Linked DNA regions of Homo sapiens: region 2 is linked to region 1. A link is a loop called in an ENCODE intact Hi-C map of the cell type or tissue named here. Cell type or tissue: OCI-LY7. All regions are shown on one strand. Links, peaks and the distances in the headings refer to the core of each region. The heading gives the core; the rest is flanking DNA. Region 1 holds the start of FAM170B (family with sequence similarity 170 member B). Region 2 overlaps VSTM4 (V-set and transmembrane domain containing 4).

Region 1 (16,516 bases), core at 3,994-11,993:
TTATTAAGGGGTCAATTTCTAGAGGTAAGATTGTCAAGACAGATGGTACCATAGGTTTAAAGTTTTTGCTACCTATTGCCAGAACATTAGTTTCAATTTATTTTTCCAACAGGGGACACCAGTTCTGGACCTCACGTTGATTTAATTCTTGTTTTTCTAGTGAGAAGTGCCCACCACATCTAGCTAATGTCACTGAAAAAGCTAGGTTCCCACCTTTAGAGCTCTGTGAACCCAGGAAGCCCCCTCATCTGTTTGAGGCTCAGCTTCTTCATTCATTAAAGGGGAAAGAACACTGCTCTGCCCACCTGTCTGGGCTGTAGTGAGAATCATGAAATGATGATGGAGCACCCTTCCTAAATTGCGACTTGTAATCTGAAAGATCAAAATAAACACCGCTGTATCAACTAAGACAGACACCAAGGTTAAGGAAACAAAGTTACCTACAGGTTGGTTCAGGGCCTGGCTGGCATGAGTAATCTCTATATTCCTATGGCTCCAAACTCCCTAACAATGGTGCTATCAGACCCCTTCCAAGTCTTATTTACAACCCAGTCACTACAACTCTGATTGGACAGAGGATGCCCTTACCAACATTCTTTCTTGATAAGCAATTGCAGACCTTAAGCCATTTTCAGCAGCTTACAGAGGCTGTGCACAAACTGTCTTTGTGTCATATGGTTCACCTTTTGTCATAAAAAGCCAAATTCTACTTCTTTTAATGCTAAAACCCTGCCTCAAAGTAAACATGGGATGTATGTGACATACATGTTTACCCACTGTGCATGCACTTGACTCTCCTCATAAATATGTACAGCTTTTCCCCCAAACCTGCTGCATACATAGGATACCAGCCTTGTGAGCCGTGAAACCCAAATTGCCCTTCCCCTCTTCAAAGACAGAGCATCTTGGTACTTGCCAGAGACTGTCTCTTTACAGTTCCCCAACTGCTATCACCAATAAGGATCTCCTTTTCACTATTTAGTGATCCTGGTGGTCTTTTGGACGACAGACTCCTGTGCAGGTGGGAGGGTTCTGAGCATTTCCCTGACCAATTAAAATGCAGCCCATATAATGGGAACTGTTCTAGAAAGTTAGCATTATTGGGGAACAGGTTGCTTGAGAGTTTATATTCACGGCCACACTGTTAGCTCAGGTCATCTCCTATGGGAACCCCCAGTAGTGTGATGGTAAATATTCAACCACTTGCTCCTGGCCGGGGAGGGGGAAGCCCCTGGTTTTAGCCTTTGCTTATTACCATGGTGTAAATACTCCCACCAAGCCCTCTAACAAGCTGCCACTGTGTCTTAAAATGTAGTAAAATAATTAGGATGTGGAGTGTTTGAGTATTTATTACTTTCATGTTTAATATAATTTATTTAATTATAAGTTTATACTATTTTTAATGTTGATGATGGCTGTGTTTAACAACTGGCTTCAAAGTTCTTGAAAGATTTAACAACTGGTTCTCATTAGCCAGTACCAGCTGGCCCCAGCACACTACTAGATGCCCCTCTTGGCCATAAACTCATTAAAAATGCAAGTCACTATGCCATTCTTGTGGAGGAAAGGTTATACTGGTTATATTGACTTTCATTTTTTACATGTGACTGAGGGCTACACATTGGTAATCTGACTTAGTTTGATTCCAAATGTTTGGCACTTATATTTTAAAATAGTCCCAGGCTTCCCGAGGATTGAACTTTGGGGTCCTGCTAAGACATCTGGTGCTCACACCACGCAGCCAAGCTCTCCAACACACATCTCCTGTGGAGACAGGCCTTGCAACGTGGGGGAAGTAGGCTTTGTTTCCAGAAGCTCATCAATGAGGTCTTGAGAGATCAGTTTCCAGTTGCTGCTATTTTGCCTTTTAATTTTCTTGGTTTGGCTTTATTGTGATAGATTTAATTTGCTGTGGGTTGGGTGGTGGAACCTACCGTGTTACTGCTCCTGGTCGCATCACTGCCATTTGTGGCCTGAAATTTCCGAAGAAGCCAACTTGAATATGTGAATTCATTGTGGTTCAGATAAGAGCCATTTACACCGCTTTCACTAAGGCAGAAAACAATAGAAAAAAATAACCTTTTGGCTTGTTTGGTGATATTTTACCGTAATGTATCATGACCTGTGAATTTGTGCTACATAAATAGCTTAATAAATGCTGTTTCCAATAAAGTAAGAATGTATTTGCTGAGTTATCTTCAAAACAGGAAATTGTTTCAAAGACATGAATCAAAATTTAAATATGCAGATGCTTATAGTCTTGTCTTGCAAAAAATAATTCATACTTTCTCCCTTCTCATCTTTGTCATATTTGTTGAATTCCTGAGAGCCAGGGTGGATTTGGGACGGCTTCTGAGGAGAGCTGCCTTTTCCTTAGAAGGGAGCCCCAGCTGACTGCCTGTTTCACACTATGGCTGGCGGGTCTCTTTCCTCCCCAGACATGGATGGTCATGGTGCTTGCTGGTCAGGTGGGAGCCACACTGCTCGGCCATCTCTAGCCACTCCCTGTTGTGCTGTGGATGTGCCAGATCTCAGTTCTGCCCCACTAAAGTTATTGCCTCTGTGAGATAGTCACGTGAACATGCTGGCACTTGGAGCAGTGGAGGATTGTTTGAACCAGTCCTCCATATTAGAGCAAAGCTCACAGAACTAGAGCAAATCTCACAGGCCTGGGGTGTGGTGTGTGTGTGTGTGTGTGTTTGTAATGTTGGGGGTGGGGAGGTGTGGTGGGGATGGCAGATGGGGTGTTGGAAACCAATGTCCCAGCCAATGTCCAGCCAGTCTCACTGCACTGCAGGGGGGCATGACTGAATGGACTGCTTCCCCTCTGGCTGCTAAGCCTTGGCCTGGGGCCTTTCTTGGGAATTTTCCTGTGGGAATTTGACATGGCCTGATCCAACCTTCCCAGAAGTTCTCCACCCTATGCATACTTTATTCCAGGAGGGCCAGGGATCCATTCAAGACTTTGGGTGCTGTGCGGGAGAAGGGACAGTTGCTGGCCTCCTCAGGACACTGGGATTATCCATTAAACAACTGCATCATCTCTCTGCAGGACAGGCTGGGAAGAAGCATCTTCAGCCATGCCTTTGAAATAGCTATTCCAATTGTGGGGATTAAAATAAGTCATCCCAGCTCTGCTCAGGAGTTTTCTGTGAACATATTTTCTGCTTTCCAGCCACAGACATCCATTAGTCTTGGATGTGGGCTAAAAGGAACATGGAATCAAGCACAGCACACTTTGACGTCAAGGTGACTCACTGTCAGCCTCTGGGTCCTGGGTTCTCACCCTCACACACTTAGACATCAAGGTGACTCACTGTCGGCCTCTGAGTCCCCGAGTCTCACCCTCCAAGTCAGAGCTGTGCCATGCTGCAGGAAAGCTGGCCCAGTAGAAGACAGGAATGGCTCCTGAGGGCTGTGTCCAGCGTGGCCTGTGGCCAGCCCATTTTGGACATAGAGAGAGAGAAGACCCCTTTCCCTAGAGCTCCCACCATGGCTCTCCAAGAACATACACAGGATGTGGCCAGTGCTGGGATCCTGTGGGATCCTGGGATCCTGGGTCACGTGCATGGCATCCAGCAAGGAGTCTTTCCTCTCAGCTGAAGCTGCCCTTCCAAGGAAGCGTGTGTTGGAAGAAGACACTTCTGCATCCCACAACCTTGTTGAACATTCACAGCCCTGCTGGGCCAGAGCTGAGCAAAATGCAGCAGGCTCCAGGCCAGGTGGGGCTCTGGGGCCTGGAGCACAGCCATGCCATGACTGAGGACCCAGCCCCAGGGACCAGCCCCCTCCTGGTTCCCTGATGAGAGGGAAGGCCTTGGCTATTTGTGTGGGCACTCTGAGGTGAAGGCCAAAACCCGAGACAGCGCCAAACAAACCCACCAAAGGAGCAGCCTGTTATTATGTCTAAAGAAAAACAAAAGCAAAACTCCCTTTCCTATTTGCTTGGGGGAGCTGAAGAAGAGTCCTCCGGATTACATTTCCCTGTGGCTGAGCTGAGCCTTCTGTGGTCCACTGACTCACTTCTTTTAAAATAGTTACAAGAAGCAACAGAAAATAAACCCAAAAGATAGTACTTCCCTACCCCACTTCTCAGTTTGTCTGATAGCTTTTGGCACTTTCTCTGCAGCCCAAGCACACAATGAGGTCATCCCTAAGCCCTGAGGACTGACCTTCACTGGGAAAAATTCCCACTCTGAACACCACCAACCCCACTCCATGCAAACCTGCTGCGCAGCATCCGGGCAGCTTCCCACTTCTCCCCTGCCCTCGGGTGTTAAATCTGATAATAGGATAACTTTGGGAGGGTGGCAAGGCACCTGCCCCCTTAGAGGGGCCCCACTTTCGGTGTGGAGAGAAGAGCAGGATCATTGCCCGTTTGCAACACCTTTACACAGTGGCTCTAGCCACAGAAATGCCATGATTAAGACCGAAGCACCACCCCTTGGCCAAATGGACAGATTATTTCTGGACTCCCATGGACCCCAGAATGAATGATGTGATTCTCCCCACAGCCCAGATTGGGGCGCAAGCCAAGCTCTGGAATTAGAAGTGAAGAGAGACATGGCCTCTCTGCTTCCTGCTGTGGCTGTGGCCACTTTATTTCCTGTTAGCCTCCTCAGCTGGGAAAAACAGAGGCTGGGAAGAGTAGGTTTTGGAAGAAAAGTTAAGAGTAGAAAATATTCCAGGCCTCTTGGATGAGGTTTAGGGCTCGCATGCAATGTGTGCAATGAGCTGGCCAGGCGTCAGAGCTCCAAGAAAGTGCTGCGTTGGTCCTTTTGGGGGTTTGCACACCAGCCCTGCTGGCTGCAGCAGTGAGGCGCAGAGGTTCCTGGCAGGGCTGGAAAACCCACTGGAGAGTGGCAGGGGGATGGGTGGGAGCCCTTTGTGGGTGGTCTCAGCTGAACATCTGCATGGAGCAAGCAGAGCGGCTGGGGCAGAGGCTCTTCCCATAGACGGAAACAGCCAGAGGCCATGTGAGTGAGGAGGACAATCGCTCACCATCTGAGGGGCTTCACTCCAAACTAGCCCCAGGGAAGTAGCCCATAGGAAACATCAGAGCAACCTGGCCATGCAGCCCTGCCCCCAGGCGTGAGATGGAAGCCACTTCTCTCCCAGCTTTCCCACCCAAGGTTCATCAAACCCCTCTGAAGTGCCAAGCTCCCTATCTCTAAGGAGGGTTCACAGTGTATAATTTTTGAGAGGATTAGGAAGAACGTATATAGATTCTGGGTAAAGAAAGACCCGACTCAAGGGACTTTGGAAAACATCGTTTGGATCCCAAATTGTAAAGCTTTTGCCTTTACAAAAGCAACCGTATATAAACATTGCAATCTAGTAAGTTGTTTCCTATGGGGTAAGAATGGGAACCATCCTCCCAAGTTGTCCTGGGAAAACCACAGGGCTCACCTGGCCCCCAGGTTTCCCTGACTGGGCCAGGAAGAAGCACAGAGCACAGATGCTGGTTAACGAACTAGCTCACTAGAACATATTTAAATATTACAAGGGAAAATCAAAGTCCATTGAATTACCATGCCCTGTAACAAATTGCCCCAGAAACTAGTGTGTAAAACACCTTTTCTTATGCTCACAGTTTTCTTATGCTCACGGTGGGTGGGGAATTCCAGGAGGGCTTGTCTCTGCCTTGTGATGTCTTGGACCCCAGCTGAAAGACTTGAAGTCTGGGAAGCAAAATTATCTGAAGGTTCCTTCACTCACACATATGGTGGTTGATTGAGACCTTTGCTGGGGCTGCTGCCTGGAACACATCTATGTGGCCTCTCCATGTGGCCTAGGCTTCCTCACAACATAGTGGCTGAGTCCAAAGGAGAAGGGAGACAGAACCAGGAGGAAGTCACATCTTTTATGATCTGGCACTGACAGTCACAAAACATCACTCCTGTGCATTCTGTTGATTGAGGCAGTTACAAAATCCACCCCAGTTCAGGAAGAAGGACGCTGTCGTGTTATCAGAAGAGCATGTGGGTTGTGATATAGATTGGTTTGGCCATCTTTGGAAAATTTGGTCTCACACAGCCCCACCTAATCTTTTTCCTCTTTCTTGAGGTCAACACTGTTTTCTCTTGGGTGTGATTATTTTCAGATCTCCTCTGTGCCTTTTGATACATAGACAATATAGAATTTGGTCAGTGCTTTTGAGGGAGTATGTTTGATTTTTACATAGGTGGGGTCATCTATCTATTCCTTGTATCTTGTGTTTTCATTTAACATGAATTCACTTATCAGTATGTATAGATCTCTTTCTTTTTATCGTGGTGTAGTATTCCACAGTTTGATTATGTTGTAGTTTCTTTATTTTGATGGATCTTAGGAAAGTCTCCTGTCTTTATTTCTATTATACACAATGCTGCAATAAATATTTCTCTAGGTGCTATTTTATGCACATATCATGTAATGTGGCTGTTCCCTAGGAAAGAGATGATAGTAAACTGCTTAGGAAGTGCCTGCCCACTTTTAATTCTAATGGGTACCACCAAACTTTTTGAGAAAGTTAAGGTACACTGTTCCAACAGAGAATAAAAGTGTTCATTTCCTTACGTCCTCACCAGCACTGGGTATTGTCCATCTTTTTAACTCTTACCTATCTCATGGGTGAAAAGTGCTATACTGTATACTACACATTTTTAAGTTGTAGCTCCCTTATTACAGTAGGACTCAACATCTTCTCATATATTTATCATCCCTCTGCATTTCTTCCCCTGGAAACTGCTTGCTCATTTGCTTTTTTTTCCAGTTCCACTGAAAAGCAGAGGAATGCAAATTGAAACAGTGAGTTTTTTAAAGCAGTGAAATTAGAAAAGATGACAAAGTTTCTCAATGCTTGCGAAGACTAATATTGTTTAAGTTGAGAAAAAGCACCTTGTAATTACAAATGTTAACATATTTTCTTTCTACACATTTTTCATTAAAGCGTAAGCTCTGAACCATTATGAAAATATTCTTAATTGTTTTACATGAAGTGAGACCAAAGTTGATTCAAAAAAATAGCGAATATAATTTTTCAGCATAATTTGTTGGCTGAGTCTCCTTTCCTCCCAGACTTGCTGTTTACTTTGCCGCTTAACAATTCTCCATGATGTCATCTCTCTCTGAACTGCCTTCCATCCCCCAATGACCTACTTATTTTCTGTGCTGGCTGCCCCCTCTTGTTTTTGTAAGGCAAGTCTTTGTATTTATTTGTTAAAAAAGGGTGCACTTACACTATTTCCTCTTTTAGCCAGGGGACGTAGTCTTCTGTTTAGGTCAGGCGTGACTTTCATGGCTCAGTAGAGCACCGTGGTGTCTTCCTCCACACAGTGGCCTCACATTCTAGAGAGGAGGGTATTCCTCGGTGCTGGGTGTGTGGGGGATGTTGATGTTGCTTGTGGAATATTGGGATTATTTTCAATCCATCACCTATCTGAACTGTTTAGTATTTGGGATTCAAAGGAATAGAGTTGATGAGACTGACCAAGGGTGGGAAGAGATTAGCCACAGAGGGAAGTGGTAAGAAGCTTGTTGGAGGAAATGAGTGAAGTGCCAGCGTGTTGCAGAGCAGAGAGATGGCAGGTGAACATTTTATCAGGCTGATTGAGGCTGAAGCGTGGTTTGTGCAAATGGAGAAGGAAGAGGCAACTCCCAGAGTCCTAGTGGGAGAGAACCAACCACCCTGGAACTGCAGAGATCCAGGGAGCACAGAGGAGGCAGCTCCCAGAGGGAGTAACGCCTTTTTCAGCCCAACGTGTTCATCAGCTATTTACTCATTATTTCCTGAGTGCTTGTTAATATGTAAAACATTGATCTAGACACTAGAGATATAATGAGGTGGATGGAACGAAGGAAGTCCCTACCTGCCTAAGCTTACATCTAAGGAGGAGAAGACAGATACAGGTAAACCCATGAGATACACACACAGACATTATATACAGCCTAGGGTGGTAAATGCTATCATGGAAAAATAAAGCAGGGTAAGGTGACAGAGAGTTGTAGGGCCAAAGAAAGCTCTTTTCCTGGGGGTGCCAGGCAGGCTCCTCTGACCAGGTGATGTTTCAGAGGAGACCGGAAGGAGAGAGAGCCACACAGGAACCTAGGGGAAAGCCTGGAACAGGCACAAGGAAGAGCAAGTGCGAGAGCCCAGAGCCCGTGAGGGGAGGATGCCGGGCATGTCCGGGAGCAGTGAAGTGTCTGGAGTCACAGGAACTGAGCAAGGGAGTGAGTAGAGGAGAGGGGAGGGGAGGGGTGGGGTGGGGTTGTGGAGGGTTGAGGAGCTAAACAGGGTCAGCGTGGGGACGTAAGATGGGGGAGAGAAGGAGAGATTTTCCACACTGGGAAGCAGGGTCATTTTATGTTGGCTGCTGACTGTATGTATGTGAGCCTATGTATGGTTAATTAATCTGGCATGAATTTGTGTGCATGTATGTGTGTGTGGTTAAGTAAATATGTGTGTGAATTTGTATGTGTGAGCATGTTATGTGTCTATGTGAACACACGTACATATGTTTATGTTACTGTGTGTGCCATATGTGTTCCAGCGTATATGTGTGTCTGAGTGATCATGTATGCGTTTCTTTGTGTGTGAGTGACATAGTATGGACATGTGTCCCCTTCAAATCTCATGTTGAAATTTGATATCCAATGTGAGAGGTGGGCGTAGAGGGAGGTGTTTGGGTGACGGGGACAAATCCCTCATGAAGGGCTCAGTGCCACCCTCGTGGTAAAGAGTTCTCACTCTTAGTTCTGTGAGAACTGAGTGTTGAAAAGAGCCTGTCACTTCCTCCACTCTTTCTTCCTTCCTCTCTTACCCATGTGATCTAAACACACCTGCTCCCCTTCCCCATTTGCTGAGAATGGAAGCTTCCTAAGGCCCTCACCAGAAGCAGATGCTGGCACTATGCTTTGTGTACAGGCTGCAGAAACATGAGCCCAATACACTTCTTTCTTTTATAAATTACCCAACCTCAGGTATCCCTTTGTAAGCCACACAGATGGACTAAGACAGCGGTTCCATGCATGCTTAAGTGTATACAAGTGTCTCTGTGTTTATGTGTTTGTGTTTTTATGTGTGTCTAAGGAGTTAAGAGTATGTGTGTTTTGTGTTTCTGTGTGTCCATGATAATACACAAGACAGAAAAGGAGTTCCCATGGGGAAATGAGAACATGTTGGGAAGCCTCTCCTGGTATCCAGCCTCAGCCTCTGCCCTCGCCATGGGTCACAGAACAGACCAGTGCCATCGATGAGGTCACACAGTAGAGCTAGGATCTTAGCGACCATGGGGAGCTCAGTGTCCACTCTGGCTGGGGCCAGCTGGAGGCCTTCAGTACAGCCCCAGCCAACTCTCACTGAACAGCTGGAGCACCGACACCCTGGGCACTCATTTCAAATCATGAAATGCTACTTCACAGATCACAGGGGAGAACAGTCACCCACCGATGGGACCACCCTCAGCTTGACCAGCCCTGAGTCCACTGAGGAGAGTGTGGAAGTGTTCTGGCCAGGTAGGTGAAAAGAAAGGCCTGGAAGGTCAGCCAGCTGTGCTCCCTGGGAAGGAAGCCCTGATGGGAAGGGACAGTGCCAGGTTGCCTCCTGATACTGTTACCAAATGGTTGTGTTGACCATAAACATAGATGTGGAGGGAAAGGAAATTGATATTTATGGGACACTTGGTGTGACTGAGGCTGTTATGAGTATATAAGGTGTTTTCAGGGGATATGAGAATGAAAATGTAAAATGTTTATAATTATGTATTTATTTTAATGTGTATTTGAGAAAACAACACGTCCATCCTGTGATTTCAGCAGTGAAATAAAAAATTCCTTTATAACAAAATGATGAAAGTTAATCTAGAACATCAATTTGAAGACCGCGGGGACGTGTCTGTGGGCAGCACCTAAGTGTCACACCAGCTCTGGGGGCCCAATGGCTCCACCACTCATTCAAACTCCATGCCTCTCTTTCCTACTCTGTTGAATGGGAATCCTAACAATATAATTTCTTAGGGTTGTTTTGAATATTAAACTTGGCAAGCACTTCCATGGCAAGAGGGACACAGTAAGTGTTGAAGGAGATAGTGAGATGCCCCCTCGGGAAGGTGAAGACAGGTCACAAATGTTGAAGAGGATGGTGGGTCTGGGTGGCTTGGCCAAGGCACTTTGCATGTGTTGTTTTTTAAATGGGCTTTACTGAGGTGTCTTTTATGCACACAGACTTCAGCAATTTTAAATGCACAATTTAAAGAAGTTTGACACATGTACATTTGTGGAACCACCAACACAGTCATGATAAAGAAGATTTTTCAAAACCCCTAAAAGTCCCCTTGTGCCTTATTATGACCAGTCTCCTCTCACCCCGTCCCCAGCTCTGGGCAACCACTGAGCTGTTCTCTGTTGCTAAAAATTTGCCTTTTCTAGAATGTCATCTGAATAAAATCATATACGACATGGACTCTTTTTTTTTTTTGTTCACATTCTCTTATGACTACATGGCCTTTTTAATTGGCTTCTTTTATTTAGCATAATGCATTCAGGATTCATCCGTATTGTTGCACGTCTCAGTGGTTCATGGATTTAACAGGTTGCATCATATGGATACACCTCAGTCAGCTTACCTATTCCCCAGTTGATGGTCTTTTGCTTGGTGATTACTCTAATACATTATTTGATCCTTATCATCATATCCCTAATGTGTATATAACTCTGTTATTCACCATTTAATGGTCTTTCTCAGTTGAGTCAAGGATTTGGTGATTGCATTCATACATTATTCAATCATTACCACACCCTATGAAGCAGGCATTATCACCATCTTCATTTTTTCAGGAAATGGGCAGAGGGGGCGGTGTTTGCTCAAGAGCTCCCAGAGCCTGTACCCTTTCAGAGTCTGCGGCTCCTGAAGGTAGATGTGGCATTGATCCCTTAAAGGGCACTGATGACAATGTCCTTCTGCTTCTCAGGGACTATACAGAGAGAAGGGTCGTCCCCACGGCCGGGGCCTGCCATTCCCCGGGAGGAGGGCCTCTACTTCGCTGCCAGGGACCGGGGGATGCGGGACTGGAGCAGCTCCCCATCCTCAGAGTCCTCCGAGTACCAGTCCTACTCCCAGTACCAGTCGTGCTGCTCCTGCATGTGCGATGAGGACAATGCTGCTCCGCAGAGTGTGTGTGCCTTCTACACGCACGTGCAGACTGTGCGGGGTGTGGCTGTGGCCTGGGAGACGGAGGCCGGCTTCGAGCCGGTCACCAGGAAGCCCCGCATCCATGAAGCCCAGTTCATCAAGAGGCAGAGGTGGAACGGCTCCTCCTTCGAAATGGCTTCCAACACCGATATGCGCTGGGACCTGGAAGCCTGCAAGAGCAACTGCAGCCCCGAGCCCGAGGACATAGACCTGCTGGAGTGCTGCCTGCAGGAGCTGCGGGAGCCGCCGGACTGGCTGGTCACCACCAACTACGGGGTGCGCTGCGTGGCCTGCTGCAGGGTCTTGCCCTCCCTGGACGCTCTGCTGGAGCACGCCCAGCATGGCATCCGGGAGGGCTTCAGCTGTCAGATCTTTTTTGAGGAGATGCTGGAGAGAAGGCGGGCTCAGGGCCAAGCACATGACCAACAGCTGGAGGAGGAGCAGAGTCCTTCAGACAACAGCGAATGTTCCCGGCCCCAGGGTGAGGTGCTCTCAGCACAGCAGCAGGAGAAGCAGTGAGCCAGAGGGGAGATACCCAACCCTGCCCTCACCTCCAGGGCCTGGGACTGCTCCTTCCCCAGCCAGCAGTATCAGAGCCACTAGGGCAGGGAGAGAGGACCAGGGTCAGGGGGAAGGAAAGGCATGGAGTGTAGAGCAAGGAGGGCCAGGAGACTGGAAGGAACCCCCTTCCTGCCCTAGGCACAGCATCTCCACCAGAGTCCATTTCAAAACCCAAACGAGAGGGCTTTGAGTGTTTCTGATGGCAGGCACAACATCTGAAACCCACAAACGCATGGCCAGAGGGATTTCTATTTTTGCCGGTGGATCAGGCAGGTCCACACTTGCTAAGTATATGTGGGTCACAGGACAGCCAACTGCAAATTACTCTCCAGCCCTATTTTTTTCACTATTACAAATCTGTCATATGCCCTAGTTCTATGTCTTATGTTATTGGGATTAAACTTGAATAACACAAAATTGAATGCAGTGACTAACTGAGTGAACCATGCTGTCATATTGGACACATGGGAAGTTGCCATTTCCATAGGTTACAAACTAGCAGAAACACCTGGAGACAGGCAGCTTCTCAAGGTAGAGCAGGAGGCTGGGGATGTCCTTCTGACCTATGAGTTCATCTATGTCAACTATACATTTTTAAATGGTGCCATGAAATTCATCTTCATCCTTCTCCCTGTCTCAGGGGGCTGTGTTCATTCAAGAAAAATTAATTGTGGACCACTGTGTGTTTGAGATGCTGATGGAAGACATAGTCCAGCCTCTGTTGCTTCCAGTGAGAGACAGTTAGAATGGGCAATTGCAAGGCAAGGGGATGAATGACATCAAGGAGGTTTGGGGAGCCTAGATGAGGGGCCCCAAGTTCAAGCTGTTTGATCAGGATAAAGAACTTTCCAAAAAAGATGATGCTCCCGGGGGCTTAAAGGAAAAGCTAGACCAGGGTTCCTCAACCAGCACTGTTGACCCTGCATGCTAATTATTTGCCGCGGGGGCTGTCCTGTCTGCTGCAAGATGTTTACTGGCATCCCTGGCCTCTACCCATCCGATTCCAGCAGCATCCCCTGCCCCACAGTTGTGAAAATCACAAATGTCTTCAGAAATTAACAGATGTTCCCTAGGGACAAAATCACCCCTGGTTGAGAATCACTGAGCTAGACAGGAACAAGGCTGTGAGGAGAAGAAACAGACATGATACATTTGGGGAATTGCTAGCTACTTCATCTGGCTGGAATGCTGGGGGTATTTGTCTCTCATATAATTTATAAAGATGTGCCAGACATTGAAGTGGACATGGGGAATAAGTGAACAAAGGGAAAAAGGCAAACATGGATGCTGCTCTGTGGAGCTTATAGCCTGAGGGCATGCATGTAAAATAATTATGAAAGTTCCCATTTCATGACCTAAAGGGTCCTGTGTGGCCGGGCCTTTGCTACTTTCTCCACACCATGTCTTAGCATTCTGTGCCTCACTCACCATGCTCCAACCACATGGGCCCCTTTCTTTCCTTAAAGGATTCAAGTGTTTCTGCTTCAGGGCCTTTGCCCTTGCTGTCTTCCCCAAGTAGAACGCACCCTTGTCTGTGTCTCTTCTGGCTGTCCCCTTGCTCATCTTTGAGGTTGCAGCTTAAATATCTCTTTTTCAGAGGGTCCTTTCCCAATCACGCTGCCTTAGCATATGCCTTATTCTAAGTGTGGATGGTTTTAAGAAGTGACATGATCAGATTTGTATTTTAAAAAGCTCACTCCACAGTGTGTGGGATATGGATTGGGATAGCAGCAAAAGAAGAAGATGAGAAGTGGAGAGATCAATTAGGAGGCTGTTGAGGAAGTCCAGGCCAGGAATGGTGGTGACTTGGACCAGGCTATCCCAAGCCAAGAAGGAGAAGAATGGATGCCTTCAAGACTTATTTGGGGAATAGAATCCAAAGGCCTTGGGGAAGGGTGCAGGTGGGGGTAGAAGAAAGGGGTTTGTCATGGTGGATTCCCAAGTTCCTAGGAGGAGCAAATGTGGGTGGCTGTGCATTAACTGATATGGGGAAATTTGGAGGGTGATTTCCATATGAGTGTGTGTGTGCCAGTGTTTGTGTGTGAGCATGCATGTCTGTGTTGGACATGCATATCAGCATGTGTCTGCACGTAGACATACAGGCATAAGTGCTGGGAGGCAGGTGACAGAGGTGAGTTGAGACATGGTCAGTTCTAAATGCCAATGGCACATTTGAGCAGAGATGTTGAGTGGGAAGTTCATGTTATTTAGAAGATAAGTCTAGATTGGAAATGTAAATGAGAAAGTTAACTGCAAATAAATGGTACCATATTGAAAAACCACAACAGTGGATGGATGACACTAACTAGGGTGCTGGGGTAGAGTTAGGGTGAGCCCTGTGAAGTAGGGAGGAATGGAGTGAGGAGCATTTCTTAGGAATTTTCTTCAAAGTCAACAAAAATAAGAAAAGATAATTTTCAGGAGTGGTGAGCAGTGTCGAATGCTAAGGAGAGTTGGAGTGAGCTGAGGACACAGCGCATTTCATTTGATGCACGAGGTTGCTGACAGTTCTGAGGAGAGCAGTCTCAGCAGCTGGGAAGGGCAGAGGTCAGACGGGCAATGTTCAGCAGCAGACATGAAGCAAACTGCTGGAGGTAAGCATTGGACATCTCTGCAGGCAAGTATGATTAGAAAGGAAAGCAACAATGGTTGTAGCTGGACAAAGATGGCAGAGAGACCAAGTTTATGCCAATGGAAATGATCCAATAGAAAGGAAGAGACAGATAAGGTGGAAAAATGGGGAAATCTAAGGAGAGGAGCCAAGCAGGAGAGAGGGGGCTGAGCTGACATGGAGAAACCGGCCTTGAAAAGGGCGGCTCCGAGCTCCTTGTTGCATGCAGATGGGCAGTTAGTCACATAGGGCTTTGGGGTCAAAATTAGGGAACTTGACCATCCATCCTGAAAACTACAAGGAGCTCTGGAGAAATCTGAAGTCAGATTTGCGTTTGTGAAGATCACTCTGGCGAAAAGGGTCAAGAGTGGATGACAGCCAGCATCGTTGGTGACAAGGGGTTCAGCTAAAGTGTGGGTGGCAGGGTGAATTCAGGGGAAATTTAGAAGATTGAACCATAAAGTGTGGCTAGTGTGTGATGAGGATGGTGAGAGGAAGGAATCCAGAATGACTGCTAGGGTTTTTTTCTGGGTGGCAAAATGTCGGAGCCATTTGCAGACAATAGAGAAGGAGAAGGTTTGCTTGGGATGCTGATAAACCCACCTTTGAACAAGCTGAGCTTGAGACAGAAACATTCAGAAGGGTGCTACTCGTAAGGGTGTGGAGCTCAGAAGAGAGATCATCTGCCTGTATGTGGTGAGCTGTGGCCATGGTGCTTTCCATGGGCTTCATGTGGGATGCATTCCTTCTGCTGGTGCAAGTGCAGCAGGAAGCCATGAGGTCATCTTAGAAAAGGCATCAGAGGTGGGGATGATAACTTAACAGCCTTCTAAAGGTGCAGCAGAGGCCACAAACCTTTTGAATTTGGTGTGAAAGGAGCTTGAGGATCAGCAGGAAGTAAAAACAGCCCCAGTTTTATGAAACTCTTCTCGGAAGAGCTATCTGGTGTTTGTGGGGGCTTCATAGGCAGGTAAAGTCCAAGGGACACTGTAAGGGAAGGAGAGTCTCCTGAGCCAGAAATAGTGAGTACTAATGAGGAGAATAGTTTTATTTTTATTTTTATTTATTTATTTTTTAATTTTATTATTATTATACTTTAAGTTTTAGGGTACATGTGCACAATGTGCAGGTTAGTTACATATGTATACATGTGCCATGCTGGTGTGCTGCACCCATTAACTCATCATTTAGCATTAGGTATATTTCCTAAAGCTATCCCTCCCCCCTCCCCCAACCCCACAACAAAGGGAATATCACCACAGATCCTACAGAAATACAAACTACCATCAGAGAATACTACAAACACCTCTACTCAAATAAACTAGAAAATCTAGAAGAAATGGATAAATTCCTCGACAAATACACCCTCCCAAGACTAAACCAGGAAGAAGTTGAATCTCTGAATAGACCAATAACAGGCTCTGAAATTGTGGCAATAATCAATAGCTTACCAACCAAAAAGAGTCCAGGACCAGATGGATTCACAGCCGAATTCTACCAGAGGTACAAGGAGGAACTGGTACCATTCCTTCTGAAACTATTCCAATCAATAGAAAAAGAGGGAATCCTCCCTAACTCATTTTATGAGGCCAGCATCATCCTGATACCAAAGCCGGGCAGAGACACAACCAAAAAAGAGAATTTTAGACCAATATCCTTGATGAACATTGATGCAAAAATCCTCAATAAAATACTGGCAAACCGAATCCAGCAGCACATCAAAAAGCTTATCCACCATGATCAAGTGGGCTTCATCCCTGGGATGCTAGGCTGGTTCAATATACGCAAATCAATAAATGTAATCAAGCATATAAACAGAACCAAAGACAAAAACCACGTGATTATCTCAATAGATGCAGAAAAGGCCTTTGACAAAATTCAACAACTCTTCATGCTAAAAACTCTAAATAAATTAGGTATTGATGGGACATATCTCAAAATAATAAGAGCTATCTATGACAAACCCACAGCCAATATCATACTGAATGGGCAAAAACTGGAAGCATTCCCATTGAAAACTGGCACAAGACAGGGATGCCTTCTCTCACCATGCCTATTCAACATAGTGTTGGAAGTTCTGGCCAGGGCAATTAGGCAGGAGAAGGAAATAAAGGGTATTCAATTAGGAAGAGAGGGAGTCAAATTGTCTTTGTTTGCAGATGACATGATTGTAT
Region 2 (16,516 bases), core at 3,780-11,779, 82 kb after region 1:
TAAAAACCTTTGCATTTCCAAAGACACCATTAAGAAAATGAAAAGATAAGTAAGCCCCATATTTGCAAATCAGATAACCGATAAAGAACTTGTTCCTAAAATATATAAAGACCTCTCACAACTCAATAATGAGGTGACAGATAACACAATTAAAAATGGGCACAAAAGATTTGAGCAGATATTTTCCTAAAGAAGATATCCAAATGGTGAGCAAGTACATGAAAGATGTTCAGTGTCATTACCTACTAGGGAAGTGCAAATTAAAACCACAGGTGATATCACTATACCCCCATTACAATGGCTATAACTCAAAAGACAGACAATAGCAATTTCTGGCAAAGATGTGGAGAAATTGGATCTTTGTACATTGCTGGTGGGAATATAAAATTGTGCCACCACTTGGGAAAACAACTTGATGGTTTCTTAAAACCTTTAAGTTACCCTATGACCCAGCAATTCCGCTCATAGGAATCTATCCAAGAGAACTGAAAGCATATATCTCATGAAAACATATATGCAGTTGTTCATAGCTGCTGTGTTCATGATAACCAGAAACCAGAGACAATCTAGATGTATCCATCAACTTGTGAATTGGAAAACAAAATGAATATATCCACCCAGTGAGGTACCACTTAGTAATAAAAAGGAACACACTGGGTATGGACCAAAGCATGGATGAGCCCCAACAATAGTAAGTGGAAAAAGCCAGATACAAAAAATTACATATCATATGATTCCATTTGGATAAAATGCCTAGAAAAGGTACATTTATGGAGACAGAAAGGGGATTAGTGGTTTCCTACAGCTGAGGGTGGGAGTGGGGATTAACTATAAAAATACAAGATGGAACCTTTGGGGGTGATAGAAATGTTTTAAAACTGTATTGTAGTGATGCATGAATCTAAAAGCTATTGAATTATACACCTGTGATCAGTACATTTTATGGTACGTCAACTATGCTTCAATAAAACCATTTGTTTCTTTTTTCAAGCATATGTCCCAATAAGGCCCCCAAGACTAGGGTGATTCTGGCATTTCAGACTTGGGTAATGGCTGGAGATTGTCAGAGCTGTGGATGATCAGCCCGCCAACATGCTCAGGATTTGCTTTCTGTGATGTTTTTGTCTGGCCTTTTGTGTCTAGCAAGCAGCCTCTGGCTACTGGGGCCCCTCTTTTTTCCCTTACAGTTTCCTCATTCTGAACTGGGGCTGACTGAGGCTGGAAGTACAGCAAGGATGTCATTCCAGCCTGGTGGACATTAGAGTTTGATCTCCCCTCAGCCCTGGGATAAATGAGGTCAAGATGACCGCAGAATCTTGTTGAAAGGCTGCCTCCTTCTCTGCCAGCCATGCTGGGCACTGTCAGGTTGGTTGGGTGTCTGAGTGGCAGTTCTCCCTATGAGCAGTCTCCTGTTGGGTCAACCCACAGATTTGCCTCTAGAAAGCCTGCATTTACTCTACCTCCATCCCAGGACCCTGCTAGGGCCAGGCCTTGACCCATAAACCTGGTAGTCAGCTCCTGGCCAACTTTGCATTCATTTTCCCGATTAGAACCTCAAGCCTGTTTGACTTAGTGCAGCCCAGACTGGCCGCCAGTGCTAGTGAATTGGTCAATTCTTGCCTTTATGCCTGGCTTTGGCCTGAATTGTGCTCTGCCTCTGTAGCCCAGGCAGTTCCTCCCGTCCCTGTTGTGCCAGTAGCTCCCAGGTCCCAGCACCCTCATCTGTCTGCCTGCTCTGTGCTGCTGCCATGGGCAAATGGGGCCCTGGGTCTTAAGCTGTGATCAAGAAGAATGCCCTTCTCTGGCTTCTGACCATTTCTTCCTAAGGGGGAACAGACAAAAAGCACAGGGTCAGGAGAAGATGCCTGGGTTGGAAACCCTCAGGCAGGGGAGGGGAAGGGCCTCCGGAAGAGACCATGTGCTGGCTCTGAGGCTGCGGTCACTGAATGAGGGGCCTTGCCAAGTAACTGGGCCAGAACCTGGAGACTCAAGGGAATTCCATGACTTGCTAAGAAAAGTTCAAACGGAAGGAAAATAAATCTCATCTTGAATGTTTATTGTCCCTGAGGTTGTAAATTGCTGTCTCTTGGAGGGGTGGCCCTGACCTTCAGGAGTGGGAGACTGTTCCTTTCCCAGGGCAGAATGCTCTGAGGATGCAGAGCAGAGAGCAGGGCCTGAGTAAGCGTCTCAGGGATCTGTGAGGTTCAATGTGCCCTTCCCAGGGAGGACAGCCCTGAGAGCAGCTCAGCTGGAGGATATAAAATTGCTCCAAAATTCCTGGAAACCCGGAGTGAAAACGAAATCCCCCCAGTTGCACAGAGCTGTGATGCAGTCCATTCTGCAATGACTCTCCAATGGATCCAGATGCCTTCTTTCCTGCAGGGCAAGGAAAGTTGTGAGGAGGACTGAAGGGGCACCACAAAGCTAATGCCCAGCCAGGATGTCTCCTGGCCTTTTGCTTCATCTCTACTTACGGGATTGAGATAATAAAGTACTTGCCAATGAGGGAAGTTATAATGCAGCAATGAATGGTACAGAAAGTCAAGGCAATGGAAGGAGAAGCGGCAGGGTATAGATATGGAAGCTGAGGATGGCTGCAGAGACATTGCAGCCCCCTGACTTCGAGAGGTCCAATGGCCTCTCATTAGAGGCATCTATTTGCAAAAGCAAACCTCACCAAAATGAACAGGCTTTACTGTGATCAGTTGTAGGGTCAGATTAATCAGTTCTTTCAGGGGCTTTTCTGGGACACATGTCAGAGTCAGGTCATTCTCCTCCTGAGTGAACCCTCAGTCTCAAAGAACACCAGAACTCTAAACAGACTTATGCTGTGCCCCAGCCATTTCTCACTGTTGTTTGCTTGGATTTTAACTCACATGCATGCTTGTGCCCTCCCTCTGCCCACATCCACCTGAGCAAGCAAGGTGGTGAGGATGGGGGCAGTAGACGCAGGGACGGGGTCTCCCTGGCCACCTCCCTCCCATGCTCCCACGGTCATTACTACCTTGTCATGTCCCCACCGCATCCAAGCACTCAGGCCCAGTGTCCTTCTTCCACAGCCCTCCAGGCAGGGGTGGGAGTGGGGAGGGCAGGCCTGTGAGATGGGGGTGGTTCCTGGCATAAAGAATATGCACCTGGATTCCGACAGCTTCAGTGTCAGGTAGAGTTGTGCCACTTGGCAGCTTTGTGAACTTGGGCCACTTACTCAGCCTTTCTGGGAATGTTTCATCCTCCACAGCAGGCACAGACTTGCCTGTTGTCCCTGTCGCTAAGGGTTTCCATAGGAATTCAATGAGAGAACAGTGGTCGTAGACTGGTGCAGCCCAGCTCTTTACTGGATTTATGTCTTATTCTCAGAAAAACTCTGCAAGGCACAGTTGGTTTCCTCAGACTAAGAGCATGGATGAAACTGCCAATGATTAGACCAATGACTAGCCCTCTGTCATTTACAAACCTTCTGAATCCAGGTTATGGCTTGGATGTTTGTTCCCTTCAAATCTGATGTGGAAATGTAGTTTCCAGTGTTGGAGGTAGTCTTGGTGGGACGTGTTTGGGTCATGGGGGCAGATCCCTCATGAATGGCTTGGTCTGTCCTTGTAATGAATGAGTTCTCTCACCTGATGAATTCACACGAGATCTAGTTGTTTAAAAGAGCCTGGCCCCTCCTCCGTCTTTCTCTTGCCCCCCTCTCGCCGGATGATATGCGGGCCCCTCCTTTACCTTCCGCCATGACTGGAAGCTTCTGAGGCCCTCACCAGAGGCCCAGAAGCAGATGCCAGCACCGTGCTTCCTGTACAGCTTGCAGAACCATGAGCCAATATAAACCTCTTTTCTTGATAAATTACCCAGTCTCAGATATTCCTTTATAGCAACACAAATGAACTAATATACCAGGTGACAGAAAAGACGGCTCAGAATGTCTTGTCCAGGGAGGAATCTTGCAGCTCACTTAACTAGGGATGCTACAGTGGGCAGGTCTCAGGGCAGCTCTAGCCAGAGGGACACAGGGTCATCAGGGTGGTGGCTTCCAGCCCCTGCCCTTCTCTGGGAAGTGCTGTGTCTAGGTGGTGATGAGAACCCAGGCCAGGCAGGCTCCCCTGGGCAGGGACAGGTGCCAGCAGGGGTCAGCCCACATGCATCCATCCATGGCCTTTGTGAATGAGTCATCTCTCTTCCTAACCAGCAGGCACAACCCGGCAGTTAGTGGAGCAGCCTCCAGCATGGACTGAAGCTGAACAGGGAGTGGGGTCTCCCACCCAAATACAGCCTTACCCCTGGCTGAGCAGATGCTGAGGAGTCACCTCTCCCTGCCATTATTACTAGGAGCCAAGCCTGCGACCCTGTGGAGCACCACTAAAGTATCTCCTGATCTCACCAGCTAGTGTAAAAAAATGTTAGCACAAACAAAAACGCCAGCCTGGCAAAGTCTCTGCTGTGGACTTCATGAAGCCAGCAGGGAAATACAAAGGAAGAGCTTCCCTCGCGGCTGCAGGAGCTTCTTGTGGCTCTAAGGATGAGCTTCTTGGGTGATGTAAACCATTTATTGTAAAGGTCATGGGGGCACTGTGGACAGGGAGATGGCTTGGCAAATACCTCACAAAGGAGTAGCATTTATTCTAATGCTGTGCAGAGGATGCATGCAGAAATGTCATGGAGCAGATGCAGCAGAGAGCACAGCTTTGCAACCCGCAAGGGTCTGGCATCCTTTCTGGGTGCATAGGCACTCACTTGGGTTGTAGAGAATACTGCCTTGTCCTGCTTCCGATTCAAGGACTCGGAGAGCATTTTCTGTGGTAATAATTATGGATAATACTGCCAGTAAGGTCATGATAGGTGACTCCCTGTAGGCACTTACTGTGCACTAGACACAATTCTATGTGGTTGGCTCATGTCACCCACTTAATGGAAAAGAATCATTTCAAAGGGTCCCTGTGAGTGGGTGGCACCATTCATCCATCTTGAAAGTGAAGTTCTGCAACTTTTAAGCAGCTCCTGGCATATGGAACCAATTGACTTTGTGTGTTTCAGTGGCAGGGAAAGCTGCTGGAGCAAGTTCAAAAAGCCTAAGGCAAGACATTAGGAAACTCCCCCTGTTTGCATGAGTTCTTGGCCTTTATCAATGGCAGCTGACCTTGGGGAGAAGGGGTATCTACAGTTGTTACTATTATTCATTTTACTTTAAAAGATGGCAACGAATTGCCACCATAGTTGTGGAGACCAATGCCCCTCCTTCAAGATTCTGCACATAATGTTCTGGGCATGGGGTTATGGGGTGGCGAGTGTGCTGTGTGAAATCTTGGAAGGAGGCCATAGAGCTGCTTGGAAAGAAACGGATGGATCCCTCCCTCCATCTGTGTCAGACATCTTTCTTGTCAGAACCAAGATAGGCAGGAAGACAGGAAATACATGGACGTTTCTGGAAGTAAAATAATCAGCTGAAGCGACACCTTTCAAAGATGTGTGGAGCAAGAAGAGCTCAGGGGGCCTGGAAGGATGTTGGGAGGACTGGAGCCAACACAGCTCCATTAGCTCCATGCACTAAGGGTTTCTGAATGGGGATCTTTGGCTTGACGAAAGCATTTGACATCCCTAGGTGTCCCAGTTCAGACCACAATACATCCCTTTGGAGTGTGACAGACAGCTTTGTGCCCAGGAGGAGGGGCATCTACTCATTCAAGAAGGAATAAGATTGAACAGACCTCAAAGAAGTGTTTTGATTTGTAATTCGTATGTCCGGGTGCAAAGATCGCCCTGGGCCAGAGGAAGCACCCAGCATCTTTGAGATGGCTGGATTTGTGAAAGTCCCTTGGCTCACACAGTTCGCTGCACCTCCTGCACATCCCAGAGAGAGACTATATTAGAAGGACCATTTGATGGCCCAGGGACATTAAAGGCAGGGGTGAGGACTCCTGATGCCACATGCACTGTGGTTCAGCACAAGTTGCTTTGACCTCACATTTAGTTTTGAAAGCAGAGTGTGGCTGGGTGCATGCTTCTTAGTTATAATTATGTTTTTTGGTGGAATCAGCTCAGTTTATGCTGTTCCTCCTGCATAAACTGCTCCCCGCCTTCTGCTCCCAAATACTCTTAGTGCTAGAGGCACAAAATTCCCAGCTGGCTAGCCCACCATGCCCACCTTCATTTTGGCAGCTGACATCACTTGTTCCAGACGATTTCCAGGCACATGCCCCCTTCCTCCTCTGCGCTTCCTTCTCAGGATGGCCCTGGGTCTTAGGCACCAGCCACACCCTCAGTCCCCAAGACCCCACTACCTGGGTTGGCCTCTCCTCCTCCCTTTGGGGCAGGAGTTTGAGCAGCTGCAACAGTGCTGTGGGTTCCCCACGCTGAATCTAAATCAGACTTGAAATGCAGTAGAATGTTAATGTCTCCTTCTGGTACTTCTCTTCAGGGAGATGGTTTAAACTGGGAGTAGCCACTGTGGCTCTGGCTCTATTGACCTTGTTCCTGTTCCAGTGTTCTTGTTATCTGTTATCTGGGCTGGGTCCTGGGTCCTTGCTTCAGGGCCAGAGGAAGCAGGCCAACATGGATCAAGTCCCATGTCCCCTTCTCAGCTGGTGACTTTTGAGAAGGACCTGATCTCTCTGAGGCCCCATTTTTGCAACAAGGAGGGCCAGAGGTCACGGATACCAAGCTCTTTCCACAGTGCCTTGCATAGGATGGACACAAACATAGCTGTTACTGTTGTTAACTTTAGTTTCTGAAAAATATGGTTGCTCAGAATTTGTTCAATACCTTGCAAAATCTAGGTTGGCTGCTTTGCCTGGTGTTCTGGAGTGGCTGCCCATCGCTCAGGAATGCAGCCTCTCTCATGACCTGCCTGGTCTGTCCTGCAGCGGTGCTTTCCAGCACTGCTCTATTAGTGGGAGGGCAGCTGTCAAGGGGATGTCATGCTGTAATATCCTGGGCAGGAAGACTTTCTGATCAATGTCTAAGTTGAAACTTGCAGCCCTACTCACTGGGCTGAAACAAGGGCACCATGAAATACCCAAGTGGCAACATCATCCTCCCTGGGTAGTACCATGAAACGTCTACACTGCACCTGTACCCTGGAGACTAGGGTCAGTTGCTATTTAGCTGTTTCACACCCCATCTAATTTAGGCTATGCTCTCTCATCTGACCCTCATAACTTTGCAAGAGAGATAGCCAACATACACCTCCCCTTTTACAGATTGGTGGGTGGAAGCCCGGGGAAGTAAGTGACTTGCCCAGGGTCACCTCTCTGGTCAAAGTAGAATCAGCTTTAGTGGCCTTTTGACCCCTGTTCAGCACCTGTTCACTCAATCCAGCCGCTGTGTGTCATGGAGCAAAACTGCCAAGCCTTTGTGGGACAGAAGCTCCTTCTGGCAGGTGGCCAGGCCGGAACCTGGTACATCTTACAGCAAGGCCTCTGCACGTGCGACATCCTGCCTGCCCTTGTTGGAGGCAGAAAAATAGCCTTGCTCCACAATGAGCTCCCACAAATAGCACTTCTCTCTAATCAAACAGCTCTCTAATTTAGAGGGAGTTTCCGGGCGGGCCTGTTTTCTGTCTTTCTTGGTTTGACTCACTCCAACAAGGCTTGCTCTGTTGTGTCAGAGACAAAATATAGCCCTGTTCCAACCTGAGATGTCGAATAACTTTTCTTGTAAGTTAATCATAAGGTGGACTTTCCTTGCCAAATATTCCGACCAGTCCTGCTGGCTCAAGGGGAGAAACAAGATTCTGAGAGAGTGTCTATCCTATGTCAATGTGGTGATTCATTGTCTAAATGAGATCAAATTGTCGAAATATGAATTAAAATTAAATTTAGTGCAGTTTTACTGTTTTGAAGGAAAATTATGATGACAAAGCAGGTGTTCTCCACCTTAAGGAAATCCCTGAACATAATGTTATAAGTGCACAAAAATGATGTTCCAGAAACTTCCATTTTATATTAAACAGTTAAAAAAAATCCAAAAAGAGAATAGGAAGTGGAAATATTATTTGATTCTACACCGTGCAAGGTGCAGTTGGGGAGACTACCCAAGTTTTGAGGCAAAAGAAGAAAGGAAAATGTCAAAAGATTTTAGCAAAAACAAATTAAAAAACTGCATGGAACAAAAAGCCAGAATTCAAAGGGAATTGGGAAAAATATTTTTCAATAAATATGTCCAAATGGTGTAAAAGTTGCTTGCAAACCTGTAAGAAAAGCTCAAGATCCTAAATCAAGAGCAGAAATCAAGAAAATCCTAAATCAAGATCCAAAAAAAAAAAAAATCCTAAATCAAGAGAAGGAGCTATCCTTCCATCATAAATGAGAAAACTCCTTAGACAAACATGGGAAGTGTCCATTATCACTAGAAATCAGAGAAATGCAAATCAAAAAGGAATCAGCTTTTTCTTCATTAAATGAGTCATTTTAAAAAAATTGACAAGTGGTGTTAAGGAGGGTGACGTAGGTATTCTCATTTGTTGAGTGGCATAGCTGTGGTGTAGTACTAACTTGTCAAAAATCATTTTGACAGTAAGTATTAAATAGCCTTGAAAATGGTCCTTTTCCATGACCTGGTAATTCCAGCTTTAGAAATTCAACCCCAAAATGAAAGTCTAAGAATAAAAAACCATTATGCACAAATACATTTTTAGCAGTGTCATTTCTATATTAAACTGAGAAAGAAATGAGATCTTTAGATGTTAGGGAAATGGCTAAGTAAACATCGGCTTATTTCCTCACTGGAATAGTATGAGAATATAAATATGAAAAATTTAGATTAAGTAAATTAAGAATACAAAATTATAATATAATATGATTTAAAAAACACTATATATGAACAAGGAAGGGTTGAAAATTTGTATCTACACACAAAAAAACTGCACATGGATGTTTATAGCAGCTTTTTTCATAATTGCTAAAAATTAGAAGCAGCTGAGATGCCTTTCAGCAGGTGAATGCATAAACTGTGGTACATCCAGATGACAGAATATTACTCAGTGCCCAAAAGAAATGAGCTATCAGGCTGGGAGCAGTGGCTCATGCCTGTAATCCCAGCACTTTGGGAGGCCAAGGCGGGTGGATCACCTGAGGTCAGGAGTTCAAGACTAGCCTGACCAACATGGTGAAACCCCCTCTCTACTAAAAATACAAAAATTAGCTGGGCATGGTGGCAGGCACCTGTAATCCCCGGTACTCGGGAGGCTGAGGCAGGAGAATCGCTTGAACCCGGGAGGCGGAGGTTGCAGTGAGCTGACATCGTGCCATTGCACTCCAGCCTGGGCAACAAAGAGAGACTGTCTCAAAAAAGAAAAAAAAAAAAAAAAAAGAAATGAGCTGTCAAGCCATGAGAAGTCACGGAGGAAGGGTAATTGCATATTGCTAAGTGAAAGAGGCCAATCTGAAAAGGCTATATATTGTATCATTCCAACTCTGTGACATCCTGGAAAAGACAAAACTGTGGAGACGTTAAAAGATCGCTGGTTGCCAAGGGTTAGGGTAGAGGGAGGGATGAATAGGCAGAGCACAGAGGATACTTGGGAGTGAAACTACTCTGTATGATGCTATGATGCTGGGTTCATGCCAGTATAAATTTGTCCAAACCCATAGAATATACTGTACATCAAGAGTGAACCCTAAGGTGACCTGTGGACTTTGAGGGATACTGATGTCTAATGTCGGTTCCTCAGTTGTAGCAAATGCCCTACTCTAGTGCAGGATGTTGATCATGGGGGAGGCTGTGCATGTGTGGAGGTGGGGGCTATAAGGGAAATCTATCTTCCACTCAATGTTTCTGTGAATGTAAAACTTCTCTAAAAAATAAAGTCTGTTTAAAAGCAAAAGCAAGGAAGAGGAAAAAGAGTGAAAATATTTATGAAGATTGTGTTTTGGTTATGACAGTGTTATTTTCTTTGGTTTCCATGCCTGTAATTACCCTTTTTAAACACGAGCATGCATTATTTTATATTGGAAATAAGAAATAGGCATTTCAAGAGTTTATAAAACTACAGAATGAAGCTGAACATGTGGTTGTATATGTAAACAATTCTGAGAATTTAGGATCCCTTGTTTGCTATTGTTGGTCAAAGTTTTGTAAATTCACATTCTTTTTGGCTATTTGTGAATTTACACAATTGACCCTGTACTCTAAAGCTATGACCAGTTAGAATCTCCGTTCCCAATAAAAATAAGGCATCTTTGGGGAATCTCAGTGGGAACTGTATTCTTGGAATTTATCCCACAACGTGTGATTCAGTTTTTACTTATTTTTATATATCTAGGACTATTATTAGAATAGCCTATCTCTTATTACCCATGTGTATATTTATTTGCATTTAATTATAAACATATCCAGTAATGATTCTCCCTGTCCTGTCTCACATCTGTTTAGTTCCTTAGCACCCCCATTCTAGGGAACCACTATTTTTAAATTCTTGTGAATATTTCTGGAGCTTCTTTATGTATGTGTAAGCAAATGCTAATATATATTCTTATTTCCCCTTATTTTTATGTAAAAGTGGCACATTTTATACATTGTCCAACACCTAGCTTTTCCACTTAGCAATGCATCTTTCCTTATCAGGACACACGTAGCTTCTTCGTCTTTATACAGATGACCCTATGCACGGATTCACCATAATCTACTCAACTAGTCCCTGCTGATGGAAGATGAGCTGTCTCTAATCCATAGCTATTATAAACAGTGCTGTAATAACTGATCTTATGCACACAACATTTCCTACATGTGCAAGGATATCCATAGAACGAATTCCTGGAAATGAAATTGCCAGGTCAAAGAGTCTAAGCGCCTGTAATTTTGATAGATGTTACGAAATCATTCTCCATCAGGAAAGATCACGCTGCTGCCAGCAATACTTTTGAGTGCCAGATTCCCTGCACCCCTACCAATAGTGCTTTGCCTCACATTTGACTGCAGCCATTTTGATTTGGAAAAAAAAAAAAAGAAGTCAGTATACTTTAACTGGAATTCCTCTGTCCTGAGGGAGCTTTAGCATGTTTTCATGTGTAAATGAGTCTTTCCTTATGTGTAAAAACTGCCTGTTTCCAACCTTCTTTTATTTTGATGATTGGGTCATATTTTTATGGATTTCTAGAAATTCTGTATGTATTAGCGAGATAGCCTCTCTTGAGACCTGGACTTACCTAGCTGGGACATGTGCCTGCGGACAAGAGATTATAAAAGGTACTTCCCTCTGGATTACTGGAGCGAATAGGAAGCATTTGCAAGAAGATGAATGGTCATTCAAGAAAGTTTGCGAACTCCAGCCCATGAGTAGCACCGAGAACAAGTTTCATATCGGAGCAGTGTATGTTTGCAGCTTTCCTATTTGCTGCTTACCAACAATGTCACTTAGAGCAATCATGTAGCCTATTTAAGCCTTGGCCTTCTTACCTGTAATGTAAAAGGCTTATCTTCCCGTCCCTTTGGCTTATGGCTAACACATATTAAGAAGCTGATACTGCAGTAATTACACAGGGTCAAGGTAGTTGGAAACACTCCCAGCGCTCCTCAAGGTGAGCTCCCTTCACCTGTCCTAAAGGTAAAGGTGCAGCAAGAGAAGAAAGCTCCGGCAGTCACAGGGGACCCCAGACACATCCAGGTGCAGCTCCCCAGAACCCTTTCCCAGGTGATGGGGAGATGTTTGCCTTTGGATTATGAACCACAGAGGTGTGTGCAAGGAACCTTGGTTTTAGGGAGCTGAAGCAGAAACTTCTAGTGGCATAAATAATACCCCACTGGTGATGTAGCCAAGCCAAAATGTGTAATCAGTTAAACCAGGTGTCAACCATCAACCCATGCATCCCTAGGCAATGTACACAAGCTAACGCTGGGTCCCTCCAAGGAATTTGGGACTGTAAACAGCACATTCATTATAAATCACCAACTGGCTCAACTCATCCTTCTTATCTTGGCCAAAGATCAGTACCAGACTTCCAGACCTCCCTGGAGATGAGCACAGAGTGTTTCCAGTCTACCCATATGATAACCTTCCCTTACACAGGTACACAGGGAGCACTCAGAAACTATTGGAAGCTATTGTGGGTTTTTTTTTTTCCTTTCTCTTTTGCAACAAATCTGCCTTTGGTTTCACTGGAAACTTTTTCTTCTACAGCTCAGGGGAGACTGTCACTAGCGTGACCAGCTTGGCCCCACTACAGCCCAAGAAGGGCAAGAGGCAGAAGGAGAAGCCTGACATTCCTCCCGCAGTCCCTGCCAAAGGTAAGGAGCTGGCCTGCAGTTTCTTACCTGGAAACTATCATTATTGATCCCTGTGGGTCTGGGGTTCCATGTTGGATTATGACAGGGAGCGTAGGCAGATGGGGAATATGACATGACATTTAATGATTATGTAGTCTGGACCCCCACCTAGATTCTGGGCATAACTGGTGCTCAACCACCTCAGCCGTTAGCCCAGTACTTGGGTTGGGGGTGGAGTTGGAGGAGGAAGCAAGGGCCTAGCATAGCTTTAGCAGGGGGAAGATCAACATCCACAGATGATTCCAGATTATGTTTCACTTTGTACTATTAAAACATGCCACACATGAGGTGGGGTGGTGGGTTGGGATGAGGAAGTCTTCTTGGTTCATTCAAGGGAAGAAAAGCTCTCTGAATTTTTAAAGATGTCAACCAGGTGTGAAATTTATTTCACAGTTGCTCTGGGTATAAAATGACGGCTATCCTGTGATTCCAGTTATGATTTAGAGCAATGTAAGTGAGGAAGATAGGTGTTTCTGGAGGAAAGAACTGCGAGAGTATTAGGAGAACCAAGACTGACTATAGATAGTTCCTAAAATAACTGGTCAATTTAGGAGATATTCATACCTTAGCAAATTTGAAATGTAGTTGGGGGAATACAAGGGTTGCCCAAATGAACAATTCTATTCCTCAACTGCGGGCTTTGCATGCTTCCCCTAGGGACACATCAAGCCCTGTGGGGAAGCCTGTTGGTGAGGCTGAGCACACATGGAGTGGAAAGAGGGCTGGAGGGTGTGGTTGTACTGCAGGGGGATGAAAAGCATGGACCTGGGAGGGAAGGGAGTAGAGAACGCCTGCCTGGGCCAGGCATCATACTGCTCGATGTCGTTCATTCCACAGTAGATATTACCCACCCTTACTAAAGTTGAAAGTGAGACTTAGGTACGTGGTAGAGCCTGACTTTCAATGCCAAGTTCAAATCCTAAATGGTTCAAGATTAGTGACATGACACCGTGGGAAGGGCCTCACTTTCTTTTTCTGTTAAGTGGGGACAATAAGACCCTCCCTGATGACCTCACAGGGCTGCTGTGAGGTTCAAGAGTCATTGTGATCAGCGCTAGTGTGTGGGTAGGACGGAGTCTCCCAGGGAAGGTCCCAGCTTCAGCCTTCACTGGGTGCATCTGGTTCACACCTGCACACCTGACATCCATGTAGCTGGCAGAGTTTTATGCAGAGTTGTTTTGTTGACCTTGCTGAGGGAGACGACAAAACGTTCAAAGACTAGGGGAGGATCACGCCCGCCGAGGGGCACTTGCTGACACCTAGATCAGAAAGTTCTTCCATGGGACCAGGAAGGGGTATGAGACCTCTCAGAATATGTCCCTGATGCTCATAATGTGTGGCCACTAAGTGTTCTGGGAGGAACTGCAAGCTAAACCCTTGACCTACTTCCACAGCTCCGATAGCCCCCACGTTCCATAAACCGAAGCTGCTGAAACCACAGAGAAAAGTCACGCTGGTAAGTAACCGTCTTCTGTATTCCTATCATACCTTAAGCCTCAGACACAACTCAGATTCCAAAACAGTGCCTTTATTAACTCAAAACATACAGAAAGTTTTAGAAACTTTTGTCCCCAAACAAAAACATTCTCTATTCTCAGATGCCAGCTTTTGAGTCAGCCTTTCTCCATACTTAGTTCCCAGAGTAACTCTTTAAAAATCCAAATAGTTTATATTATAGATGCTCTGTTTCAAACGGGAGAAAAGCCATACTCAGAAATTTATAAAATAGAAAGTGGACCTGCTTGCATACCTTTACCTGATAATTACTCCAAAGATACTGCTGCACATGTTTTCCAGAAAATATGTCATAGCTTTTGATTTTGAACAATTTTAGATTTACAGAAAAGTTGTAAAGCTGGCACAGAGTGGTCCCATGTACCTTCATCCACCTTCTCTTAGTGTTGGTTTCTTACATAGTCATGGTACATGTGTCAAACTAAGAAATTAACATCGGTTCATTGCTATTAACTACACTTCGGGCTTAACCAGATTTTGGTCTACCTGCTAATGTTCCTTTTCTGGTGCAGGATCCAAATCCAGGATCTCACATTGCATTTAGTTGTTACATCTCCTTGCTTTCCAACAATCCAAGACAGATTTGCAGGCTTTCTTTTTCTTTCTTGGCCTTGACACTTTTGAAGAGTAGTGGCCAGTGATTTTTTAGAATGTCCCTCAATTTGGTACTCTCTGAGGTTTTCTGAGCATTAGAAATGGGGTGTATTAGTCAGTTCTCACACTGCTATAAAGATACTACCCAAGACTGGGTAATTTGTAAACAGGTTTATAAAGAGCTTTAATTGACTCACAGTTCCTCATGGTTTGGGAGTCCTCAGGAAACTTACAGTCATGGTGGAAGGGGAAGCAGGCACATCTTACATGGAGGCAGGCGAGAGAGGGTGTGTGTGAGCACAGGAAAAACTACCATTTATAAAACCATCAGATTTCATGAGAACTCACTCGCTTGTCATGAGAACAGCGGGGAGGAAACCACCCCCTAACCCAATCACTTCCCTCCCTTGACACCTGGGGTTTACAATTTGAGATAACATTTGGGTGGAGACACAGAGCCAAACCATATCATGGGGTTACGGATTTGGGGGACAAAGAGCACAGAGGTGGAACTCCCTTCTCATTGCATGGTATCGGGGCACATGACGACAATATATCTTGTTAATGGTGATGCTCATCTCAATCACGTGGTTAAGGTGGTGTCTGCCAGGTTTCTTTACTTTGAAGTTACTATTTTCTCCTTTCCAGACTCTATTTGTTAGAGGCCAGTCCCTGAGTCCAATTCACATTCAAGGTGAGGAGAGTTGAGCTCCACCTCCAGAAGGGAGGCATGTCATGAATTTGTGGATATGTTAAACCCACCACAGTAATTAATAAAAATCTTAGGGGAGATATGTTAAGGCTTGCAAATATCTTGTTTTTCCTTGAACTTTTGCCCACTAATCTTGCATTCATCAGTAGATTTTGCTTGCAGCAGATTTTACTATGGTGCACTAAGGGTGATTTTCTATTTCCCTTAATCTTTCTAGATGTATTATTTGGAATTCTTCTATAAGGAAAATGGCCCCCTTTTTTCATTTGTTTATTGTTCACTAATTCCTTGATATCAGTATGGATCCGTGGATATTTATTTTTTAGTTTTTAACTACATAATTATTTATTTTGTTGTTAATATTATTCAGCAGTTAGTTGTGTGTGTGTGCATGAGAGAGAGAGAGAGAGAGAGAAAGAAAGACTGTCAAAGCTATTCTAAGGTGTGTATGCCAAGACAATCTTGAGGGCGGAGTGCAAGGTGGAGGATTTATATGCCAATTCTCGACATCTACATTAAAGCAAGTGTAAGTAATACAATGGGGTATTAATACAAGGGCAGACAAGTAGACAAAGGAACAGAATAAAGAGCCCCAAACATAACTGCATAGGATTGTCATTTGATTTATGACAACAGTGACATTGCAGTGCAGTGAAAAAGAGATTATCTTTTCAATGTTTGGTGACGGGTTTTTTGGATATCCATATGAAAAAAAGATCTATAGCCCCTTCTCTACACCACACACAAAAGTTAACAGGAGATGGATCATAGACATAAGTATGAATGGTACAAAGTAAAGCTTCCCGAAGGTAGCATTTCTTCCTAATTTCAGAGTAGACAAAGATGTTTTTAAACGAGACACATAAAGCACCAACATGAAGGAATGGATAAAGAAATCTGGGTTGTATTAACATTTAGAACTTCTATTCTGTTTAAAGATACAGTTAAAATAATGAAAAGGCAAGCTGCAGACTGGCAGGACATATCTCTATGCATATATCTGCCAAAGGTTTCCCTCCCTCTCTCCCTCCTTTTTCTTTTCTTTAATTTTTCCTTCCTTCCTTCCTTTCTTCCTTTCTTTCTTTCTTTTTCTTTCTTTCTTTTTCTCCTTCCTTCCTTCTTTTCTTTAATTTTTTCTCTTCTTTCTTTCTTTTTCTTTCTTTCTTTCTCTCCTTCCTTCCTTCTTTTCTTTTTCTTTCTTTCTCTCTTTCTTTTTCTTTCTCTCTCTCTCCTTCCTTCCTTCTTTTCTTGTCATTAATTTTCTTTTCTTTTCTTTCTTCTTTCTTTTCTGAGGCAGAGTCTTGTTCTGTCACCCAAGCTGGAATGCAGTGGTACTACCTCGGCTCACTGCAGCCTCCACCTCCCTGGTTCAAGTTATTCTTGTGCCTCAGCCTCTCAAGTAGCGGGTATTACAGGTGCATGCCACTATGCTAGGTTAGTTTT

The links. Peaks named below come from ENCODE experiments on the same cell type or tissue, not always from the same donor. Only the 100,000 strongest peaks of a DNase experiment are listed, where the experiment ranks them.
Region 2: it touches region 1 in a loop (4-fold over the local background); 2 of 110 quality-filtered maps call a loop at or near these places.

The regions. Positions count from the first base shown.
Region 1 is chr10:49,126,786-49,143,301 of GRCh38, reverse strand. FAM170B (family with sequence similarity 170 member B) reads left to right here and starts at 9,281. Exons shown (of 2, transcript NM_001164484.2): 1 at 9,281-9,495; 2 at 10,950-12,148. The coding sequence starts at 9,384. The coding sequence ends at 11,689. It overlaps FAM170B-AS1 (FAM170B antisense RNA 1), which reads right to left. Exons shown (of 6, transcript NR_038973.1): 2 at 7,221-7,646; 3 at 1,935-2,049; 4 at 214-372. In OCI-LY7, for the core only: CTCF peaks have their summits at 7,222 and 10,771; DNase peaks (open chromatin) are centred at 7,221 and 8,801; H3K4me3 peaks cover 2,465 bases; H3K27ac peaks cover 3,098 bases.
Region 2 is chr10:49,044,175-49,060,690 of GRCh38, reverse strand. It overlaps VSTM4 (V-set and transmembrane domain containing 4), which reads left to right. Exons shown (of 8, transcript NM_001031746.5): 6 at 12,107-12,213; 7 at 13,647-13,708. Among named protein-coding and RNA genes, the nearest start is that of VSTM4, 63 kb to the left of the region's middle. RefSeq lists a silencer at 3,588-3,774 and enhancers at 7,054-7,163, 7,174-7,273. In OCI-LY7, for the core only: no CTCF peak of the experiment used is centred there; DNase peaks (open chromatin) are centred at 7,050 and 7,400; H3K4me3 peaks cover 2,380 bases; H3K27ac peaks cover 2,743 bases.